Regions from separate parts of the Homo sapiens genome. Here regions 2 and 3 are each linked to region 1. A link is an interaction called in ENCODE POLR2A ChIA-PET data of the cell type or tissue named here. Cell type or tissue: OCI-LY7. All regions are shown on one strand.

The links. ChIA-PET counts read pairs that join two places held together with the same protein. Peaks named below come from ENCODE experiments on the same cell type or tissue, not always from the same donor. Only the 100,000 strongest peaks of a DNase experiment are listed, where the experiment ranks them.
Region 2: POLR2A ChIA-PET joins it to region 1 with 5 read pairs; 9 of 35 experiments call an interaction of 5 or more read pairs at or near these places.
Region 3: POLR2A ChIA-PET joins it to region 1 with 5 read pairs; 5 of 35 experiments call an interaction of 5 or more read pairs at or near these places.

What each region holds. Positions count from the first base shown.
Region 1 is chr1:224,240,403-224,248,402 of GRCh38, forward strand. All of the region lies in intron 19 of NVL (nuclear VCP like), which reads right to left. Among named protein-coding and RNA genes, the nearest start is that of MIR320B2, 13 kb to the right of the region's middle. RefSeq lists an enhancer at 5,252-5,301. In OCI-LY7, a CTCF peak has its summit at 5,048; a DNase peak (open chromatin) is centred at 4,969; H3K4me3 peaks cover 801 bases; H3K27ac peaks cover 2,050 bases.
Region 2 is chr1:224,298,978-224,306,977 of GRCh38, forward strand. It overlaps NVL (nuclear VCP like), which reads right to left. Exons shown (of 23, transcript NM_002533.4): 7 at 6,057-6,189; 8 at 5,759-5,835; 9 at 4,746-4,880; 10 at 1,585-1,686. It also overlaps the pseudogene RNU6-1008P. Among named protein-coding and RNA genes, the nearest start is that of NVL, 27 kb to the right of the region's middle. In OCI-LY7, no CTCF peak of the experiment used is centred here; no DNase peak of the experiment used is centred here.
Region 3 is chr1:224,138,166-224,146,165 of GRCh38, forward strand. All of the region lies in intron 3 of FBXO28 (F-box protein 28), which reads left to right. It overlaps LOC124903813 (UPF0764 protein C16orf89-like), which reads right to left and starts at 4,780. Exons shown (of 3, transcript XM_047436340.1): 1 at 4,637-4,780; 2 at 4,416-4,517. The coding sequence starts at 4,780. RefSeq lists an enhancer at 7,226-7,727. In OCI-LY7, no CTCF peak of the experiment used is centred here; no DNase peak of the experiment used is centred here.

The DNA.
Region 1 (8,000 bases):
GGGTTTCACCATGTTGGTCAGGCTGGTCTCAAACTCCTGACCTTGTGATCTGCCCGCCTCCGCCTCCCAAAGTGCTGGGATTACAGGCGTGAGCCACAGCGCCCAGCAGAGGAGGAATTTTCCTCACATTTGCATAATGGGAGCAATTGTCAGCTTCCTATTCTTAGCATATCCTTTGTTTAAGAAAAATCTTTTGTGAAAGAAAGCTCAGTATATAAAGGAACACAATAAATAAATGAGGTGGGGTATGAACTTCACAAAACGAATTCACTGTTATATGTTTAGATACTCTCAGAAGTTTCCTAATTCTTAGAAGATTAAACCTTTAGAAAAAGAAATAATTTCAAGTACCCTCACTTGAAAGAAAGTAACAAACTGTCCTTTTTTTTTTTTTTTTTTTTTTTTTGAGACAGAGTCTCGCCCTGTGGCCCAGGCTGGAGTGTGATGGCATGATCTCGGCTCACTGCAAGCTCCGCCTCCCGGGTTCAAGAGATTCTCCTGCCTCAGCTTCCCAAGTAGCTGGGATTACAGATGTACACCACCATACCCGGCTAATTTTTTGTATGTTTAGTAGAGATGGGTTTCACCATGTTGGCCAGGCTGGTCTCAAACTCCTGACCTGGTGATCCACCCACCTTGGCCTCCCAAAGTGCTGGGATTACAGGCACAAGCTACCACGCTCAGCCAAACTCTCCTTTTTTTGAGGGCATGAGGTGTGCTCTACCTAGGATACCTCCAAAAGTTTCATTAGCAACATTACTTTCTAATTAGTAGAAATAAGGGCTAAGGAATCTTTGGATCACTGAAATCTAACTATTCTTTAATTGAAATGTGGTTATGTTTCTGACTTATAGTAAGAACTAAAATGAATTCTATTTATTCTCAAGTGAGAGCAAAGAGAAAAATTTTAAATGGCATAATAAAGAGCTTATAAAACAAAATATGAGGATTTTGGAAAATCATTTATTGAAATGGTACTAGGATATTTAGAAGTATTTAGAAGCTTAAATTAATTTGGTTTTTCTTTATGACATTATCTCTATTACGATAATATTATATTATTTTTTAATAAAGGCCCTAATGGAAATCTCAAATAGGTTGGTAACTATAGAAAGCTAAGCTAAAGGAATTATTAGAAAAAGAAGGAAAATAGTCTCTTAAGGAAATTATAGGCCAGGCGTGGTGGCTCATGCCTGTAATCTCAGCACTTTGGGAGGCCGAGGCGGGTGGATCACCTGAGGTCAGGAGTTTGAGACTAGCCTGGCCAATATGGTGAAACACCATCTCTACTAAAAATACAAAACTTAGCCAGGTGTGGTGGCAGTTGCCTGTAATCCCAGCTACTTGGGACACTGAGGCAGGAGAATCGCTTGAACCCGGGAAGAGGAGGTTGCAGTGAGCTGAGATCAAACCACTGCACTCCAGCCTAGGGAACAAGAGTGAGACCTCGTCTCAAAAAAAAAAAAATAAAAAGAAAAAGAAAAACAGGTGTGGTGGCAGGCACCTGTAATCCCAGCTACTTAGGAGGCTCAGGCAGGAGAATCACTTGAACCTGGGAGGCAGAGGTTGCAGTGAGCCAAGACCACGCCATTGCACTCTAGCCTGGACATCAAGACCAAAACTCCGTCTCAAAAAAAAAAAAAGTTATATCCCACAAATATTGTATGATTCTACTTGTATGAGGTACCTAGAATAGGCAAAGCATAGAGACAGAAAGTAGAATGGTGGTTGCCAGGGGTAGGGAAGAAGGAATGGGCAGTTTGTGTTTAATGGGGACAGAGTTTCAGTTTGGGAAGATGCAAAAGTTCTGGAGATGAGTAGTGGTGATGGTTGCACAACAATGTGAATGTACTTAATGCCACAGAAATATATACTTAAAAATGGCTAAAATGGTAAATTTTATGTTATGTATCTATAGTATTTTACTAAAATCTGAAAAAAGTTATGGCTCATTTACACTGATATTTTCCTATAATTCGTATTAAACATTATATGTTATGAAATACTCAGGTTCAAAAAGTAATTCAAGATGTGCTACTACTTTTATTTTAACAAATATTTTCATTTGGTCATACAAATCTATTCTTTTTTTTTTTTTTTTTTGAGACGGAGTCTCACTCTATGCCCAGGCTGTGCAGTGGCGTGATCTCACTTCACTAGGTTCAAGCGATTCTCCTGCCTCAGCCTTCCGAGTAGCTGGGACTACAGGTGCACGCCACCATGCCTGGCCAATTTTGGTATTTTCAGCAGAGATGGGCTTTCACCATATTGGTCAAGCTGGTCTCAAACTCCTGACCTCAGGTGATTCACCTGCCTCGGCCTCCCAAAGTGCTGGGATTACAGGTGTGAGTCACCATGCCCAACCAAATTTATTCTTAAATCTATTCTTAACTACACATCAGAGTTTAGAATCATTAATGCTTGTTTTTTTTTTTTTTTTTGAGACAGAGTTTCGTCCTGTTGCCCAGGCTGGAGTGCAACGGCGCGATCTTGGCTCACTGCAACCTCTGCCTCTGGGTTCAAGCGATTCTCCTGCCTCAGCCTCCCGAGTAGCTGGAATTTACAGGTGTGTGCCACCGCACCCAGCTACTTTTGAATGAGATCACCTCATTCAGGTGATCTGTCCGCCTTGGCCTCCTAAAGTGCTGGGATTACAGGTGTGAGCCACCGTACCTGGCCAGTAATTTTATTTATTTATTTATTTTTTATTTTAAAATCCAGCTTCTGCATGAAGCAATTTTTATTCACACAGTCGACTGTGAAAAATTAATGAAAGGGCCGGGTGTAGTGGCTCAGTCTTGTAACCCTCTACCTTGGGAGGCTGAGGTGGGTACATCGCTTGAGCTCAGGAGTTCAAAACCAGCCTGGGCAACATGGTGAAACCCTGTTTCTACAAAAAAAAAAAAAAATTAGCTAGGCCTGGTGGCACGTTCCTGTAGTCCCAGCTACTCAGGGAGCAGAGGCGGGAGGATCACTTGAGCCTGGGAGGTTGAGGCTGCAGCGAGCCAAGACCGCACCACTGCCCTCCAGCCTGGGTGACAGAGCAAGACCTTGTCTCAACAACAACAACAACAAAAAAGTTTGTAAAAAGTTTGCTCATCAGTAAAAGGAAAATATTTAAATATTTTGTAAGACATACACTTCAAAGGGAGTTTCAAGGTTTAAGCATGTGTATAAATGTAAAATGAAAATACTACATGGAACAGAGTAAGGGCTTAATAAATGTTAGCTATTATTATATCAGGTATTCTTAAGTCATACTTTTTTTTTTTTTTTTGAGATGAGGTCTCGATCTGTCACTCAGGCTGGAATGCAGTGGTACAATCTCGGCTCACTGCAACCTCCACCTCCCGGGTTCAAGAGATTCTCCTGCCTTAGTCTCCCAAGTAGCTGGGATTACAGGCACCGGCCACCACACCCAGCTAATTTTTGTATTTTTAGTAGAGACGGGATTTTGCCATTTTGGCCAAGTAGGTCTCGAACTCCTGACCTTGTGATTCGCCTGTCTCAGTCTCCCAAAGTGCTGGATTACAGGCGTGAGCCACCACACCCGGCCTTGTCACTCTTTTAAAGACTGTATTTTATCTGAAAGTATTTGGCAGATATCAAATAATGTTTCTGGTTTTCTGAGATATTTTAATGACACTTAAAAGGAAGTAGAAGTTATGAAAAAAAAATCTGGGGGCCGGGCGTGGTGGCTCATGCCTATAATCCCAGCACTTTGGGAGGCCAAGGAGGGCGGATCACATGAGGTCGGGAGTTCGAGACCAGCCTGGCCAACATGGAAAAACCCTGTCTCTACTAAAAATACAAAATTAGCTGGGCATGGTGGCAGACACCTGTAATCTCAGCTATTTGGGAGGCTGAGGCAGGAGAATCACTTGAACCCAGGAGGCAGAGGTTGCAGTGAGCTGAGATCGCACCATTGTACTCCAGCCTGGGCGACAAGAGCAAAACTCCGTCTCAAAAAAAAAAATTTCTACTTCTCAGGCAGCTTTTAGTGATAGACCTCTTATCACCACATCATCACTAGAAATACCAAATAAAAAATATAAAAAAGTAGTATATGGCTCGCTCTTTTTTATTTGAGGTGGAGTCTCCCTCTGTTGCCCAGGCTGGAGTGCAGTGGCGTGATCTCGGCTCACTGCAACCTCCACCTCTCTGCTTCAAGTGATTCTTTTGCCTCAGCCTCCTGACTAGCTAGGACTACAGGCGCATGCCACCACGCCCGGCTAATTTTTGTATTTTTAGTAGAGATGGGGTTTCGCCATGTTGGTCAGGCTGGTCTCCATTTTTTTTTTTTGAGATGGAGTCTCACTCTGTTGCCCAGGCTGGAGTGCAGTGGCGTAATCTCGGCTCACTGCAATCCCTGCCTCTTGGGTTCAAGTGATTCTTTTGCCTCAGCCTCCTGAGTAGCCGGGACTACAGGCACGCACCACCACGCCCAGCTAATTTTTATATTTTTAGTAGAGATGGGGTTTCACCATATTGGCCAGGCTGGTCTCGAACTCCTGACCTCGTGATCCGCCCGCCTTGGCCTCCCAAAGTGCTGGGATTACAGGTGTGAGCCACTGTACCTGGCCCACTCGCTCTTCTTTTACAAAACTTAGATCCCAAAAGATATGAAGAAGTTGCTTTGACCTACAAAATATTTCAGACTTTTAAGAACAGGACTAAAGATCTTTATTCTAATCTCCTTATAATATTTCAGATGTTAATAGGAGAAAGAGAAAATTGTATATAAAACAATCTGAGGAATTAAAGTCAAAAGCCAGCAAACTGAAATAAAAAGGGTAAACATTAAAAATGCCAATTTTCCTCACTTTCTGTTGACTTACAAAGAACATACATGGGCAGGAAGTCTGCCTTGTGACTTCTCCCCTCTGAAATTAGATATTGTGCTTCCTCTTCCTCTCAATCTGCCCTGCTTTAGCCATCAACAAAGCTTTTTAAACAAAAACATTCATGACCTCTGAAGGATGAGGTAAGATAAGGATGTGAAATTGCACTGCTAACAGCTCTCTTGAGAGGGCACCAGGCCAACGCAGGCAGACAGGGCACAGGGAGGCTGCATGTGGGTCCTGCTCCTCCTGGGCAGCTCTGCCCAATGAGGTTCCAAGTCTTAGAATAGGACACAGTCAGAATTGGAGCAAAAATGCACTCTCAAGTCAAAGAGAATAAACTAACAAAAGCCCTTCTGCCGTTGGCACAGACAGAGGCTGAGGACTGACTATGCAGCAGTCTAAACCACAATCTACAAAAGTTGCTTTTGGCCCAGCATGGTGGCTCACACCTGTAATCCCAGCACTTTGAGAGGCCGAGGTGGGTGGATCACCAGGTCAGGAGTTCCAGACCAGCCTGGCCAACATGGTGAAACCTCATTTCTCTAAAAATACAAAAATTAGCCGGGCGTGGTAGCACGTGCCTGTAATCCCAGCTACTCGGGAGGTGGGATCCGTCCACCTTGGCCTCCCAAAGTGCTGGGATTACAGGTGTGAGCCACCATGCCCGGCCAAAGTTGACCTCTATTGAAATGTCTTTTTTGATTTTTTTCTTCTTCCATATTCACAACTTTGTGCTTGGAAGCTGCAGGGCTCCTCTCTGTTACCCACCCCATTTATGCCAGATGACTTTTTTTTTTTTGGAGACAGAGTTTTGCTCTTGTTGCCCAGGTTGGAGTGCAATAGCACGATCTCGGCTCACCACAACCTCTGCCTCCCGGGTTCAAGCTAATTCTCCTGCTTTAGCCTCCTGAGTAGCTGGGATTACAGGAGCACACCATCACACCCAGCTAATCTTTGTATTTTTGTAGAGACAGTGTTTTGCCATGTTGGCCAGGCTGGTCTTGAACTCCTGACCTCAAGTGATCCACCTGCCTCGGCCTCCCAAAGTGCTGGGATTATAGGCATGAACCACTGTGCCTGGCCGAAGTGGGGTACTTTAAATATTCACCCTTTGGTCTGAGGCCTAATGATTTTGGCAAATAGCACTGAAATTCTAGATGAATGAAGTATAAAGTTGTTCTGGTGTGAGTACCATACATTGAATGAAACACAGCAGGAAGAATGAGCCAATCATTCTCTGGTTCCAAATCTATAAAGCTCTGAATACCACATGCCTCATGTCTGGCATGTCTAGAAATAAATACCAATCCAACTTTTCTCTTTAGTTCATGAAATCCCAAGGACAAGTGTGAAAGCATTATCATTATGTCACCATGACTACAGGAAATTCATAGAAACAAAATTGGATTATATGTGTGTGCTTATTTGTATATACATACACATCCACATACATTGACCAAAGCAAACAAAATCTCAAGACCATAGTTCCTAATGACAGAGCCAAGAAGGCCGGGCATGGTGGCTCACGCCTGTAATCCCAGCACTTTGGGAGGCCGTGGTGGGCGGATCACTTGAAGTCAGGAGTTTGAGACCAGCCTGGCTAACATGGTAAAACCCCGTCTCTACTAAAAATACAAAAAAAAAATTAGCAGAGTGTGGTGGCACGCACCTGTGGCCCCAGCTGCGTGGGGAGGCTGAAGTAGGAGATATGCTTGAACCCAGGAGGTGGAGGTTGCAGTGAGCTGAGATCACGCTACTGCACTTCAGCCTGGGCAACAAACAGGGTCTCTTTTTTTGACATACTGTGTCAAAAAAAAAAAAAAAAAAACAGAGCCAACGAAAGGGAGAGAAGATGCTATGATGCAGTCATCATCAAGCTTGTTTGATGCAAAGAAATAAGTATATGCAACCAAAGCAGGGTTTCTTAACTTTGGCATTACTGACATTTTGAGTCGGATAATACTTTTTTTTCCTTTGAGACAGGGTCTCAGCTCTGTTGCTCAGGCTGGAGTGCAGTGACGTGACCATGGCACACTGCAGCCTCGACTTCTTGGGGTTAAGCCATCCTCCCACCTCAGCCTACCAAGTAGCTGGGACTACGGGTGCATGCCACTATGCCCAACTAATTAAAAAATTTTCTTGGCCAGGCGCAGTGGCTCACGTTTGTAATCCCAGCACTTTGGGAGACTTGAGGCAGGTGGATCACGAGGTCAGGAGTTCGAGACCAGCCTGGCCAACGTGGTGAAACCCCGTCTCTACTAAAAATACAAAAATTAGCTGGGCTTGGTGGTGCACGCCTGTAATCCCAGCTACTCAGGAGGTTGAGGCAGGAGAATCACCTGAATGCGGGAGGTGGAGGTTGCAGTGAACCGAGGTGGCACCACTGCACTCCAGCCTGGGCAACAGAGTGACACTCTGTCTCAAAAAAAAAAAATTTGTTTTCTTGTAGAGACAGGGTCTCACTCTGTTGCCCAGGCTGGTCTCCAACTCCTAGTCTCAAGTGATCCTCCTGTCTCAGCCTCCCAAAGTGCTGGGATTACAGGCCTGAGCCACCATGCCTGGCCTTGGATAATTCTTTGTTGTTGGCTGTCCTGTGCACTGTGGAATATTTAGCAGCATGATCACTCCTCTGCGTAGTGGTAAATGTCCCTAGACATTGCCAAATGTTCCCTGGGGACGTGAGGTGGGGTGGTGGGAAAATTGCCTTAGGTTGAGAACTACTAAACTAAAGCAACATGTTTTCATGGCTTTGACCACCAGCTATGTCCTGAAGACAGACAAAACTATAGCCCAGCCAGAGGACTCTCCTGAACTCCCAACCACAGACCCAACATCCTGCTCAACTTTTCCACTTGATAGTGCCCAGGCACCTGAAACTCAGAGAGCTCATCTCCCAGACCTCTAATCCTGGTAGATGCCACCAGCTGCACAAGCTGCAAATTCATCTACCTTTTCCTTTAACTCCCAACTCTACAGTTAATCCAATGTCCTACTAATTAAAACCTTTAAACAGTTCTCATGTCTATATCTTCTTTGTTATTCCCGTGATAATGCCTTAGTTCGTTATTTTTTCTTTTTCATTGATGTTTCTCAGTCATATTGCCTTAGTTCTAACATGCTTAATTTCATAACTTTTACTTTACTGGCTTCCAAGCT
Region 2 (8,000 bases), 59 kb after region 1:
AAAAAAATTGAAGAAAATTATCTAGATTTACAATCTAAATCATTTTACTCAATCAGTTACTCAATGGTTAGGAGTGACAGTGATTATGCTAAGTAAGGCTGTCAGCGTCGCTTAAGGCATCTCAAAACCATGGGAACAACCACATCTTAAAGGGAAAGATATTTAGCTTATCGCTAGCTGGATCTCTTCCCTAATCATCCTTATGACAATGTTTGCAAAAGACGCCTATGACTGCTAGATATATTACCCAGTTACAAAGGAGTAAAATTACAGAGGCCAAAAGCACCAGAAAACAAGCACATCAGTACTTGTCAGTGACCTGGAAAGTTGAATGGGGGAAAAAAAAGAATAAATGATGGTCATCAGAATGTGGCCTAAAGAAAGCATAGTTTTCAACCAAGTATCACTTGATTGGATTTCACCTTTTTGTTTCCTGATCCACATGCTTTACTGGACTCATTCTCATTAGCGAAGAGGGGACCAGGAAAAGCGGGGTGCTAGGCCACATATTTACTGAGCATCTACTGTGAGGTACTGTACTGGCTCAGTACTGGTTTAGTGAGAGGTTTAAACACAGAACTAACAACCTAAAGATGCCATTTGCCTCTTATCCTTATTCATCGTGTTTACCATACGCACAAAATTTACTACTTGTCTCTGGCTATGCGTGCCAATTTAACAATGGAATCCACCGCGTTTTGGAAAACAGGTAGCACCTGAGAAAGTTCAGCTTTGCTCTGCACTCTGCCCTTTCCACCTTTTTTCTCTTTATCCTCCTAGTGTTGCCCACAGCTTTTTCAACGTCAGCCCGCACCATAACTAAGTAGATGGCCTACCCATTCTTGTTATTTAAAATGTTTTTTTTTTCTCAATTACTGCTTAAATATAATTTCTCTTCTAATTTCACACAGGCTTCTAACAGTTGTATTGGATATTCATCAGCTACTATATATTGTCATTGCTAATAATGACATAAACTTTTCACCATTTTTTAGTTTTAAACACAGTGATATTTGTTCAAGTGTGAATAATCTTACAGCTAATATTTACAGGGCTTGTGCTGTGTGCAAGGCACCATATCGAAGGTTTTATAAGAATTCTCTCATTTAATACTCTCAATAGCCACGTGAGATTTGGGTATTATTATTGCCCTAGTTTACTAGTAAGGAATGACAGAATTTATTCTGGTATTTTTATGGTTGCTTTTATAATAGCCTAAATAACAATTTTTACATTGCTTACAAGTTTTTTTTGGCCAAACTTAAGTTGAGGAAAGTAAAAGTGAGTGGAAAATATCATAAGGATAATATATTTTCAACATATGACTACAGGGTATGACGGCCCAGAATTTCTCACCAATTACATTTATGTTTGATTTCAAATGAAAAGGGTTATTTATCCAACAGCTGGTATCACTAAATCTACTTTAAATATTTAGCCATCATGCATAGCAAATTACCATGTTTATATTAATAAAAGAATGGCCAGTGAGTGGGTTAACAAATACTAGCATCAGAAAAAGCAGGATCTTTAATATAAGCTGGTAGCGTCTGACCACCTGGCATTAGTCATTAACTGACTCACCACAGCTTGCTCAAATAGTTCTCTCAGCTTCTGCTCAGACTCTCCGGATACTCCAGACACAATCTCTGGAGCAGCCACTTTCAAAATTGGCAGGTCAAGTTCCTATGCAGACACATAAAAGAATAACCAAATATTCAAATTTTAATTTCCCTACTTTTTCTTATCCAGTCCCCTCAAATTTTTTAAATAGCTAGTTTCCTGAGGAACTTCATCTTTTTATGTTGGCCCAGTGAAAAACACTATTTGAAAATCAATGGTTTTGGCCGGGCATGGTGGCTCAGGCCTATAATCCCACTACTTTGGGAGGCTGAGGTGGGCGGATCACCTGAGGTCAGGAGTTCGAGACCACCCTGACCAACATGGAGAAACCCCATTTTTACTAAAAATACAAAAATTAGCCATGCATGGTGGTGCATGCCTATAATCCCAGCTACTTGGGAAGGCTGAGGCAGAAGAATTGCTTGAACCTGGGAGGCGGAGGTTGTAGTGAGCCGAGATCGCGCCATTGCACTCCAGCCTGGGCAACAAGAGCAAAACTCCATCTCAAAAAAAAAAAAAATCAACGGTTTCATGCAAACACATTTAAGTGGATACCTTCAACTTGTTTTTATTTTATACATGTCACTATAAAATTCTATTATCTTTTCTGAATAAAGGGTCTTGACTTTCAAGAGGTATGTTATCCCCACTTAGGGCTGAGCCAAAGCAATTCTTCGTTTTTTTTGGAGAGACTGTGTCTCACTATGTTGCCCAGGCTGGTCCCAAACTCCTGGCCTCAAGCCATCCTCCCAATTCAGCCTCCCAAAGTGCTGGGGATACAGGAGTGACCATTCCTGGCCTATCAAAACAATTCTTACCCATCTGCTAAGGAGAAAATAGCAAGGGTTGTGACACAGATGTTTCCCACACATTCTGCTAGTATTTCTCCAAATCCTAACCCAGAGAGTAGCCAGTTACTAGTCAGAGGAGGGAGACTCTTTAAGAAGAGGCCAGGTGTGGACGCCCATGCCTGTAATCCCAGCACTTTGAGAGGAGTTTGAGACCAGCCTGGGCAACACAGTGAGACCCCACCTCTAAAAAAATAATAAATTAGCCAGGCATGCTGATGCATGCCTGCAGTCCCAGTTACCTGTGAGGCTGAGGCAGGAGGATCATTTGAGCCTGAGAAGTCAAAGCTGCAGTGAGCTGTGATCATGCCACTGCACTCAGCCTGGGCAACAGAGAGAAAATCTGTTTCAAAAAAAAAAAAAAAAAAAAAAAGAGAGAAGAGAGACTACTGTTCTCCCATTCTTGTGCTTATCTTGAAATTTCACTTCCTCAACCATACCTTCCTTGAACCCAACTCTAATTTGGGAATCCTAACATACCACATACCATTTTGCACTTCTTCTTGTCTTCCATTTATTATAGTCATTATTATGTACAGCATTTATTTATATGAATGACTGTTTAATGTCTCTCTCATATTAGAACTACGATTGTGGTACTTAACACTATATTCCAAAGTCTGGCATGCAGTAGTCAGTCATGTAATGGAATTATTAAACAAAAATGAAGCAAACCAATCAAGTCCCCCTTTACAAATGATTTTCTTTCATAGAACATTATTGTATTAGCGCTTGGTATAACATGCTATTTTTCTTTTTTCTTTTTTTTTTGAGATAGAGTCTGGCTCTTGTTGCCCAAGCTGGAGTGCAATGGCATGATCTTGGCTCACCGCGACCTCCGCCTCCAGGTTCAAGTGATTCTCCTGCCTTAGCCCCCAAGTAGCTGGGATTGCAGGCATGCGCCACCACACCCGGCTAATTTTGTATTTTTAGTAGAGATGGGGGTTTCTCCATGTTGGTCAGGCTGGTCTTGAACTCCCGACCTCAGGTGATCCACATGCCTCGGCCTCCCAAAGTGCTGGGATTACAGGCATGAGCCACTGCGCCCGGCGAGCATGCTATTTTTCTAATCGAAGTTACTCGGATATTTTACATTACTGTCCCCTACAGTTTCTGAAAAATCTGAGAGGGTTAAAATAAGATTGCTAACTTTTAATTTCTCAAAGTAAGTGTCTATTATTACCATTTTAGAAAGAATTATTTTAAAACTAAAAAGTATAAGAACATGACTCTAAATAAAAATTTTGAATAAATTTAGCTATATGAAAAATAATATAACCCTAGTTTTCTTATTTTACTGCTCCTTAGAACCACTGGGAGGGCAGGTGCAGTGGCCCATGCCTGTAATCCCAGCACTTTGGAAGACTGAGACAGGAGGACTGCTTGAGGCCAGGAGTTTAAGACCAGCCAGGCAACATAGTGGGCTTCGTCTCTACAAAAAAACAAAAACATAAGCTGGGCGTGGTGGTATGTGTCTGTGTTTCCAGTTACTCGGGAGGCTGAGGTGGGAGGACCACTTGAGCCTGGGAAGTTGAGGCTGTAGTGAGCCATGATTGCACCATTGCACTCCAGCCTGGGTGACAGTGAAACTCTGTCTCAAAAAAATAAGTAAACTGAAATAACTATTGGGTTAAAGGGAAAGCAAAGTAACTAAAATGTAAGCTATGTGTTAATAAAAAGGTTTGTTTAAAACCGTATTATTATGGCCGGGTGCGATGACTCACACCTGTAATCCTAGCACTTTGGGAGGCTGAGGCAAGTGGACTGCCTGACCTCAGGAGCTCAAGACCAGCCTGGGCAAGAGGGTGAAACCCCGTCTCTACTATAATACAAAAAATCAGCCGGGCGTGGTGGCGTATGCCTGTAGTCCCAGCTACTGGGGAGGCTGAGGCAGGAGAATTGCTTGAACCCGGGAGGCGGAGGTTGCAGTAAGCCAAGATCACGACACTGCATTCCAGCCTGGGTGACAGAGTGAGACTCTGTCTCCAAAAAAAAAAAAACTGTATTATTTTACTTTTTATCTAACTCTTGCCATATAAACAATTACATACATTAAAAAAAAAAATCCCTCAAGTTGCTCGTGAGAAACAATAAATAAACTAAATGAATAAATTCCACAAATAATACCAGCATGATAACAAAGGGATCAGTTCCAATGACTATGTTCTCTTCCTGAAGAATGCCATGTCTGGTTTAAGTTGACCAAAGAGAAAAAACAAAAACAAATAATAACAACAAAAACAGCAAAAGCAAACAAATGTCAGCAAGCCTCACCCCAGCAATTGCATGTGCAAGTAATGTCTTCCCACAGCCTGGTGGTCCATGAAGGAGAACTCCACGAGGGGGCACGACGCCCAGGTGGTGGTACACCTCCGGGTGACGCATGTGTATGAGCATCTTGCAGACCTCCTAGCAGAGGATAAGCACAAAGATGTCTTTCAAGACAGAACAATCAAAGTAGAATGAAATGTCCTATTTTTCGGAGCAGTGAAATGGAGTAGATAGGTAGAATATACACCTTAGACTTAGATCAGACTTTGAATCCTGGCTCTGGTACCTACTGTGTGATTTCAGCAATAACCTCTCTGAGGAGCTATTTCCTAAGCTGTAACATTATATACCTTGAGGATGTAATGCAAAGTTAACTAGCATGGCAGATGAAAAAGAGTAGGCATTAAAAATAAAGTTACCATTACGGCCAGGCATGGTGGCTCACGCCTGTAATCCCAGCACTTTGGGAGGCTGAGGTGGGCAGATCACGAAGTCAGGAGATCAAGACCATCCTGGCCAACATGGTGAAGCCCTGTCTCTACTAAAAATACAAAAATTAGCTGGGCGTGGTGGCACATGCCTGTAAACCCAACTACTCGGGTGGCTGAGGCAGAAGAATCTCTTGAACCTGGGAGGCGGAGGTTGCAGTGAGCCAAGATCGCGCCACTGCACTCCAGCCTGGTGACAGAGCTACACTCCTTCTCAAAATAAATAAATAAAATAAAATAAAAAATAAATAAAAATAAAGTTACCATTACTATTAGTATTGCTAAGACAATATTACTTATAAAGCATGGATCTTATATATACTATAATTAAAATAATAGAAAAGTTCAAAATAGTATGCATCTTTTCTCCTGCAATGCCCTAAAGGGTACAGGTCAGGTTTGCCCTTCTCAACCTTCCCAGTTTCCTTTTCTACACCCAGATCATATTAGAAACAAAGAGGTAGGCTTTTTCCTCATAACTGATTAGTAATATATCCATTTGAGGTAAAATTCAGAATTTGCACTAACTTTTAATGTCATATCATTGCCTCCCACATCTTCAAACTTCACGTTGGAGATCTGGAATTCTAACCCCCTGGCTTTAGCTGGTAAACAAAAATGAGGAGATGAAAAGATTAATGATTCAGTAGTAACTCATAATTATAATGAATAGTCTTTAAGTAAACAAAGGTCCATTAAATATAGAAATATTTCCTGGTAAACATTTCTGCACATAGAAGGTCCCTCAAGCAAAATAGCTTGGGACAGAATGATGCTTCTCTCACTGCAAACATGACCACTGCCACCAACAAGACTCACACCTTACCTTTCTTTTGCAGGACAGCTTCAATTTCTCCATCTACTTCCTGAAGATCTTCTTTCTTCCTTTTGCTTCCTTTATTCTTTAGCTTGCCTTTCCGTTTCATATCACTCTCCAAAAGAGAAGAATCTTTTGAATCCTGGAAAGAAAATAAATTTAAATATGCCATGCTTAAAATTCTATGCCAATAATTGTTTTACTTTTTAAAGAGGGGCATTGTAAAGAAAATTCATTCCTGCCCTAGCACTTTCACCTCTGTTAACTATTCCCAATCTCTTTGCTCAAAGATGCTGTCTATTGTGAAAGTCCTTCTCCTCATTCCCTTAAAGCTCAGTTTAAATCTTAACATTTGGTGCTGGCCTTGGCAGCACATATACTAAAATTGGAATGATACAAAGATTAGCATGGCCCCTGTGCAAGGATGACATGGAAATTTGTGAAGCATCCCATATGGGGAAAAAAAAAAAAAGAAAAAAGAAATCTTAACATTTGAATGCCGCTTCTTTTCCAGATTCTTTCAGTTAGAGTTTGTTTTTGTTTTTGTTTTGAGACAGAGTTTCAGTCTTGTCACCCAGGCTGGAGTGCAACAGCGCGATCTCAGCTCACTGCAACCTCCACCTCCTAGGTTCAAACAATTCTCCTGCCTCAGCCTCCCAAGTAGCCCACCACCATGCCCAGCTAATTTTTATATTATCAGTAGAGATGGGGTTTTGCCATGTTGGCCAGGCTGGTATCGAACTCCTGACCTCAGGTGATCTGCCCACCTCAGCCTCCCAAAGTGCTGGGATTACAGGCGTGAGCCGCCCTGCACGGCCCTCTTTCAGTTAGATTTAATCTTGTCCTCACATTCCCAAGACACTGCATTTGCAGCTATTATCAGTTGGAATAATCTGCCTTGTATGAGTGATTCACTTATCTCTGTCTTTCTCACTGAATTGTGAGCTCCTTGATTAAGGACACTGATATTTGCCTTTTATTTCTCACTGAGTCTTCTATATAGTTGTCTTCATCTGACAGCTGATGATTCACTAAATTAAATATAACTACAGAGCTGCTTTGACAGTCATAACAAAGTGTAATTCAGCCAAGCACACTGGGACACACCTGTAGCCCCAGCTACTTGAGAGGCAGAAGGACCACTTGAGCTCAGGGTTTCAAGGCTATAGTGTTCTGTGATCAAGCCTGTGAAAAGTGACTGCACTCTAGCCTGGGTGATGTAGCAATATTCCAACTCTTAAAAAAAAATTTTTTTTTTTTGAGACGGAGTCTCGCTCTGTCACCCAGGATGGAGTGCAGTGGCACGATCTCAGCGCACTGCAAGCTCCGCCTGCCGGGTTCACGTCATTCTCCTGCCTCAGCCTCCTAAGTAGCTGGGACTACAGGCGCCCGCCATGACGCCTGGCTAACTTTTTGTATTTTTAGTAGAGACAGGGTTTCACTGTGTTAGCCAGGATGGTCTCAATCTCCTGACCTCATGATCTGCCCGCCTTGGTCTCCCAAAGTGCTGGGAATACAGGTGTGAGCCACTGCACCCGGCCAAAAAAAATTGTTTTTAAGTATGATTCAGGCTGAGGTGGGTGGATCACTTGAGCTCAGGAGTTCAAGACCAGTCTGAGCAACATGGCCAAACGCCATCTCTACAAAAAATACAAAACTTAGCCAGGTGTGGTGGTGGGCACCTGTAGTCCCCAGCTACTTGGAAGACTGAGGTGGGGGGATGGCTTATGCCCAGGGGGTGGAGGTTATAGTGAGCCGTGATCATGCCACTCCACCATGTCAGTCTGGGTGACAAGGCAGACCCTGTCTCAAACCAAAAAAAGTATTTCAGCATTAAGACTCGAGTTCTTGCCAACCATAACAATGTTCCCTATAGATGGATGATATGGATAATTAAAGCAAAGAGATTTGGAAAGGCCTATTAATAAATAAAAAGGGGAAAGGTTCTGCCAA
Region 3 (8,000 bases), 100 kb before region 1:
TGCAGTGAGCCGAGATCACACTGGTGCACTCCAGCCTGGGCTACAGAGTGAGACCCTGCCACAAAAAAAAAGAATTTAGACAGGTTACAAGTTTGCTATTATCTAGGACAGGAATCAGCAAACTTTTTTTGGTAAAAGGCCAGTTTATAAATATTTTTGGCCCTGTGAACCTTGTGCTCGCTGTGACAGCTATGCAATTCTGAGAAACAGCCGTGTGCAATGTGTGGTAAATGAATGCTTGTGCCTGCGTTCCAGTAAAACTTTATTTACAAAACCAGGCATAGGCTAAATAGGGGTATAGTTGGCCAACCCTAAGTACCACATTGATATTCTCTTTATCTTCTCTCAGAACTAAGATGTTATAGAATGTTGGCTTACTCCTGTATACATTTCTCAAATCTTCTATCTAACACATGGAAGTTACACTTTTTACAGTAAGCTCATATTAGTATCAGCAGTTCACATATACTGACACACAACCGTATGTGAGCATTGAGCAACCAGCCATTCATAGAGATGATAATGAAAAAACAAAACATGTGGATAGTCTCTGCTCTTCTTTTTTATTTTTTTGTTTTTTCTTTTTTTTTATATTTTTAGAGACGGGGTCTCACCATGTTGGCCAGGCTGTCTTGAACGCCTAGACTCAAGCAATCCACCCACCTCAGCCTCCAGCTGGAGTCTCGGCTTACTGCAACCTCCGCCTCCTGGGTTCAAGCGATTCTCCTGCCTCAGCCTCCTGAGTAGCTGGGACTACAGGCACATGCCACCATGCCCAGCTAAGTTTTTTTGTATTTTTAATAGAGACGGGGTTTGACCGTGTTAGCCAGGATGGCCTCAATCTCCTGACCTTGTGATGCGCCCACCTTAGCCTCCCAAAGTGCTGGGATTACAGATGTGAGCCACTGCGCCCAGCCCAGTCTCTGCTCTTAACTGTCACTAGTAGCCCTGGTAAACCTTTTGTTCTTATTGAAACACAATGGTCCCCAAAAATTAGGGTTTTTACAGTATAATTGACTACATAAGGCCATGAAGCTATATTTCCCTGAACAGACGTAAAAATCTATATATTAGGCATTATTGGCTTGTATTTATTTTTCTGGGAAAGAAAATTGGTGGTGGTAAATTTTTTTATTCTTTTTTTTGTGTGTGTAAATTTTTATTCTCTTGTAATTTCAAGTTTACACAAAAATTACAAGACTAGTACAAGGAGCTCCCATATAGCTTATTTGCAAATCTAGCAGTTATTTACCTTTCATCCTGTTTGCTTTTATTTTCTCTTTATAAATACATTTTGGCCGAGCACAGTGGCTCACACCTGTAATCCCAGCACTTTGGGAGGCCAAGGCGGGCAGATCACAAGATCGAGAGATCGAGACCAGCCTGGCCAACATGGTGAAACCCCGTCTCTACTAAAAATACAAAAATTAGCTGGGCTGGTGGCACACGCCTGTAGTCCCAGCCACTTGGGAGGCTGAGGCAGGAGAATCACTTGAACCCAGGAGGCGGAGGCTGCAGTGAGCCGAGATTGCGCCACTGTATTCCAGCCTGGTGACAGAGTGAGACTTCGTCTGAAATAAATACATACATGCATGCATGCATACATACATACATACATACATACATACATACATACATTTTGGCCAGGCGTGGTGGCTCATGCCTGTAATCCTAATACTTTGGGAGGCTGAGACGGGCAGATGGCTTGAAGCCGCCAGGAGTTCGAGACCAACCTGGGCTGCAAAGTAAGACCCCCGTCTCTAAAAAAAAAATTAATTAGCTGGGTGTGGTGGCATGCACCTGTAGCCCCAGCTCCTTGGGCGGCTGAGGTGGGACGATTGCTTGAGCCTGGGCAGTCAAGGCTGCAATGAGCTATGATCATTCCACTGCACTCCAGCCTGGGTGACAGAGCAAGATCTTGTCTCAAGAAAATAAAATATAAATACTTTTTTTTCCTGAACCACTTGAAAATAAGTTGGAGACACTGTGCTCCTTAGTTCCTAAATATTTCATTGTATTTCCTAAAAGCTAGGATACTCTTACTTAACCACAGTACAGAGAGCAAAATCAGAAATTTGTAACACTGATGTAATACTGTTCTGTAGTTGACAGTTCATATTCAAGTTTCATCACATATTCCAATAATACTCTTCCTAGCAATTTTTTTTGTTAATACAGAATGTAATCGAGAACCATGCATGGACTGTAATCTTATATCTGGAACAGTTCCCTAGGCTCTCTTTGTGTCACTTGATCATCACATTTTTGAAGAACGTAGGTCAGTTATTTTGAGGGATATGCTTCCATTTAAGTTTAATGCTTACAGAATGTTGTTTTTGTTTCTTTTAAAGTTGATTTTAATGTGGCGATACTCTTAAAAATCAAGATTAGTTGGGAACATTTCTCCTTTTACTATGCTTGTCCCAAAATAAATATATACAGCCATGAGCCTTTAAAAAAAATAAAAGTCTGTTTTCATATTAAAGAGAATATAGCAGGCCGGGCAGGATTGCTCACACCTGTAATCCCAGCATTTTGGGAGGCTGAGGTGGGCGGATCACCTGAGGTCAAGAGTTCTAGACCAGCCTAGCCAACATGGTGAAACCCCATCTCTACTAAAAATACAAAAAATTAGCCGAGCATGGTGGCACGTGCCTGTAATTCCAGCTACTCAGAAGGCTGAGGCAGGAGAATCGCTTGAACCTGGGAGGTGGAGGTTGCAGTGAGCCGAGATCGTACCACTGCACTCCAGCCTGGGCAACAGAGTGAGATTCTGTCTCAAAAAAAAAAAATTATTCTGAGAAATAAGAAAAGATATGCCAGCCTGGCCAACATGGTGAAACCCTTTCTCTACTAAAAATGCAAAATTAGCCAAGTGTAGTGGCAAACACCTGTTGTCCCAGCTACTCATGAGGCTGAGATAGGAGAATCGCTTGAACCTGGGAGGCGGAGGCTGCAGTGAGCCGAGATCAAACCACTGCACTCCAGCCTGGGCAAGACATAGTGGGGAAAAAAAGATACAATCGGCCGGGCATGGTGGCTCACGCCTGTAATCCCAGCACTTTGGGAGGCCGAGGTGGGCGGATCACGAGGTCAGGAGATGGAGACCATCCTGGCTAACAGGTGAAACCCTGTCTCTAATTAAAATACAAAAAATTAGCCAGGCATGGTGGCGGGTGCCTGTAGTCCCAGCTACTTGGGAGGCTGAGGCAGGAGAATGGTGTGAACCCGGGAGGCGGAGCTTGCAGTGAGCCAAGATTGCACCACTGCACTCCAGCCTGGGCGACAGAGCAAGACTGTGTCTCAAAAAAAAAAAAAAAAGATGCAATCATGCGTCATTTAGCAAAGAGGATCCATCCCAAGAGATGCATTGTTAGGTCACTTTGTCATGTGAACATACATCATAGAGTGTATTTACACAAACCTAGATGGTTCTTACACACATAGGCTATATGGTATAGTCTATTGCTCCTGAACTACAAACCTGTACAGCATGTTACCGTACTGACTATTGTAGGTGATTATAACACAATCATATTTGTATATCTAAACATAGAAAAGGTACAGTAAAAGTAGGGTATAAAAAAATGGTACACCTGTATAGGGCATTTATCATGAATGAAACTCAGTTTCTCTGGGTAAGTCAGTGAGTGAGTGGTGAGTGAATGTGAAAGCCTAGGACATTACTGTACACTTTGTAAACACTGCATACTGAGGCTACATTAATTTTTTTTTTTTTTTGATACTGGGTCTTGCTGAATCACCTAGGCTAGAGTGCAGTGGCATGACCACAGTTCATTGTAGTCGTGACCTCCTAGACTCAAGACAATCCTCCCACCTCGACCTCCCAAGTACCTGGGACTCTACAGGCACATTAAATTTTTTTTTTTTTTTTAATTTTTGGGGCCAGGCATGGTGGCTCACGCCTGTAATCCCAGCACTTTGGGAGGCCGAGGCAGGCGGATCACCTGAGGTCAGGAGTTAGAGACCAGCCTAGCCAACATGGCAAAACCCAGTCTCTGCTAAAAATGCAAAAATTAGCCAGGCGTGGTGGCGTGCACCTGTAGTCCCAGCTACTCGGGAGGCTGAGGCAGGAGAATCGCTTGAACCCAGGAGGTAGAGGTTGCAGTGAGCTGAGATTATGCCATTGCATTCCAGCTTGGGCGACAGAGCAAGACTCTGCCTCAAAAAAAAAAAATGGGGGGACAGGCATGGTGGCTCATGCCTGTAATCAATCCCAACACCTAGGCCAAGGTAGGCGGATCATTTGAGCTCAGGAGTTCTTTAAGTTTTAACTTCTTGACTTTTTTGTAATAACACTTAGCTTAAATGTCGTTTCGTTATAATATTGATGAGAAAAAAAAATCAGGCTGGGCTCAGTGGCTCACGCCTGTGATCCCAGCACTTTGGGAGGCTGAGGTGGGTGGATCACCTGAGGTCAGGAGTTCAAGACCAGCCTGGCCAACATGGTGAAGCCCTGTCTCTACTAAAAATAAAAAAATTGCCAGGCACAGTGGCTCCCACCTGTAATCCTAGCACTTCGGGAGGCCAAGGCAGGTGGATTGCCTGTGCTTAAGAGTTTGAACCGGCCTGGGCAACATGGTGAAACCCTGTCTCTACTAAAAGTACAAAAAGCCAGGCATGGTGGTGCGTGCCTGTAATCCCAGCCACTCGGGAGGCTGAGGCACGAGAATCGCTTCAACCCAGGAGGCAGAGGTTGCAGTGAGCCGAGATCTTGCCACTGAACTCCAGCCTGGGGGACAGAAAGACACTCTGTCATAAATAAATAATCGTGCCACTGAACTCCAGCCTGGGGGACAGAAAGAGACTCTGAAATAAATAAATAAGTAAGTAAGTAAATAACAGAATGAGACTCTGTCTTAAATAAATAAGCAACCAAGCAAGCGTGCGGTGGTGCGGGCCTGTAGTCCCAGCTAAATAAATACATATATTAGCCGGGTGCAGTGGTGCGGAACCCAGGAGATGGAGGTTGCAGTGAGCCAACATCGTGCCACTGCACTCCAGCCTGGGTGACAGAGTGAGACTCTGTCTCAAAAAAAAAAAAAAAAAGAGAAGGAGAAAAAAAAATCAGTTCCCGGCCAGGGCCACTGTCTGTTTAGTTTGTGCATTCTCCATATATCTGCATGAGTTTTCTCTGGGCACTCTGACTTCCTCCGACATCTCAGAGCTGTGCCTGTTAGGTTCATTGACATGTCTTAGTGGTCCCAGTCTGAGTGAGTGTGGGTGTGAGGGTGCCCTGCAGTGAGATGGCATCCTGGCCAGGGTGGATAACGACCTGGTGCCCTGAGCTGCTAGGATGGGCTCCAGCCACCTGCAACCCTGAACTAGAATAAGCAGATTGAAAAATGAATGAATAGGACGGGTGTGGTGGCTCACGCCTGTAATCCCAACACTTTGGGAGGCCGAGGCGGGCAGATCACGAGGTCAGGTGATCGAGACCATCCTAGCTAACACGGTAAAACCCCATTTCTACTAAAAATACAAAAAATAAATAAATAAATTAGCCAGGCGTGATGGCGGGCACCTGTAGTCCCAGCTACTTGGGAGGCTGAGGCAGGAGAATAGCATGAACCCGGGAGGCGGAGCTTGCAGTGGGCTGAGATCACGCCACTGCACTCCAGCCTGGACGACAGAGCAAGACTCCATCTCAAAAAAAAAAAAAAGAAAAATGAATGAATAGCCAGGCATGGTGGCTCACACCGTAATCCCAGCACTTTGGGAGGCTGAGGCGGGTGGATCACTTGAGGTAAGGAGTTTGAGACCAGCCTGGCCAGTAGAGATAGTGAAACCCCATCCTCTACTAAAAATACAAAATTTAGCCAGGCATGGTGGCATGCACCTGTAATCCCAGCTACTCGGGAGGTTGAAGCACAAGAACCACTTGGACCCAGAGAGAGATGGAGGTTGCAGTGAGCTGAGGTTGCGCCACTGTACTCCAGCCTGGGAAACAGAATGAAACTATGTCTCAAAAAAAAAAAAAAGGAATGAATGAATGGGCCAGGTGTGGTGGTTCATGCTTGTAATCCCAGCACTTTGGGAGGCCAAGATAGGAGGATCACTTGAGACCAGGAATTCAAGACCAGCCTGAGCAACATAGGGAGACCTCGTCTCTACAGAAAAAAAAAATTGCCAGGCATGGTGGCACACACCTATGGTCACAGCTACACAGGAGACTGAAGTGAGAGGATCGCTTTAGCCCAGGAGGTCAGGGCTGCAGCGAGATGTGGTCATGCCACTGCACTCCAGCCTGGGCAACAGGGCGAAGACCCTGTCTCAAAAAAAAACAAAAAAGGCTAGGTGCAGTGACTCACACCTATGATTTCAGCACTTTGGGAGGCGGAGGTGTGTGGATCACGAGGTCAAGAGATCGGGACCATCCTGGCCAACATGGTGAAACCCCATCTCTACTAAAAATACCAAAATTAGCTGGGCGTGGGTGTGTGTGCCTGTAGTCCCAGCTACTTGGGAGGCTGAGGCAGGAGACTCACTTGATCTGGGAGGTGGGGGTTGCAGTGAGCCGAGATCGTGCCACCACTGCACTCCAGCCTGGTGACAGAGCAAGACTCCATCTCAAAAAACAAAAAACAAGCCCTCCTATTTGTTATTGTTTCTGAACTACATGTTGGTAGGAGGTGCTCCTTAAAATTTTTGCTTTACAAACATGTATTCCCTGAAGTAACCCACCACCATGATGACTGCCATAGCTCACTGATTGACCAAAAATTGGATACATTATCTTGTTTTTATTAATCTTTCTTAAATGTGTGTATAGTTCACATTTATTTCAGTGTTTGATATTAGAAGTGTTTTAGGGGCCGGGCGCGGTGGCTCACACCTATAATCCTAGCACTTTGGGAGGCTGAGTCGAGTGGATCGCTTGAGGTCAGGCGTTCAAGACCAGCCTGGCCAACATGGTGAAACCCCATCTCTACTAAAAAATAGATAAATAAATACTAAAATTAGCCGGGCGTGATGGCGGGCATCTGTAGTTCCAGCTACTCGGAGGCTGAGGCAGGAGAATCGCTTGAACCAGGGAGGCAGAGGTTTCAGTGAGCTGAGATCGCGCCACTGCACTCCAGCCTGGGCAACAGAGCAAGACTACATCTCAAAAAAAAAAAAAAAAAAAAAGGAAGTGTTTTAGGTCTTTATTTAGAGGTTTGGTGGTTTTCATGACCAGAACTATGCCTTAGGAACTTAACACTTGTTTATATTAATTAGCCTATGATAAAATTGGTTTCATTACATGTCATTTCACTTAAAGTCGGGATTTTCAAGAACCTATCAACATTAAAATGAGGACTTCTGTATAATATAGTAAATACTAGGCGATGGGAATTTTCCAACTCCATTATAATCTTACAGGATGACCCTCATATATGGTTTGTCATTGACCATAACATCATGATGCAGCACATAACCGTATTCAAACAAACATGCCATATAAAGAATATTGAGGCCAGGCCTGGTAGCTCATGCCTGTAATCCCAGCACTTTGGAAGGCTGATGCGGGCAGATCACCTGAGGTCATGAGTTCGAGACCAGCCTGGCCAACATGGTGAAACTCCACCTCTACTAAAAGTACAAAAATTATCCGGGCATGGGCCAGGCGCAGTGACTCACACCTGTAATCCCAGCACTTGGAAGGCCAAGGCAGGTGGATCACCAGAGGTCGGGAGTTTGAGACCAGCCTGACCAACATGGAGAAACCCATCGCTACTAAAAATACAAAATTGTCCAGGTGTGGTGGTGCAAGCGTGTAATCCCAGCTACTCAGGAGGCTGAGGCAGGAGAACTGCTTGTATCCGGGAGGTGGAGGTTGCGGTGAGCTGAGATTGTGGCATTGCCCTCCAGCCTGGGCAACAATAGCGAAACTCCTTCTCAAAAAAAAAAAAAAAAAATTATCCGGGCGTGGTGGCACACGCCTGTATTCCCAGCTACTCAGGAGGCTGAGGTAGGAGGATCACTTGAACCTGGGAAGC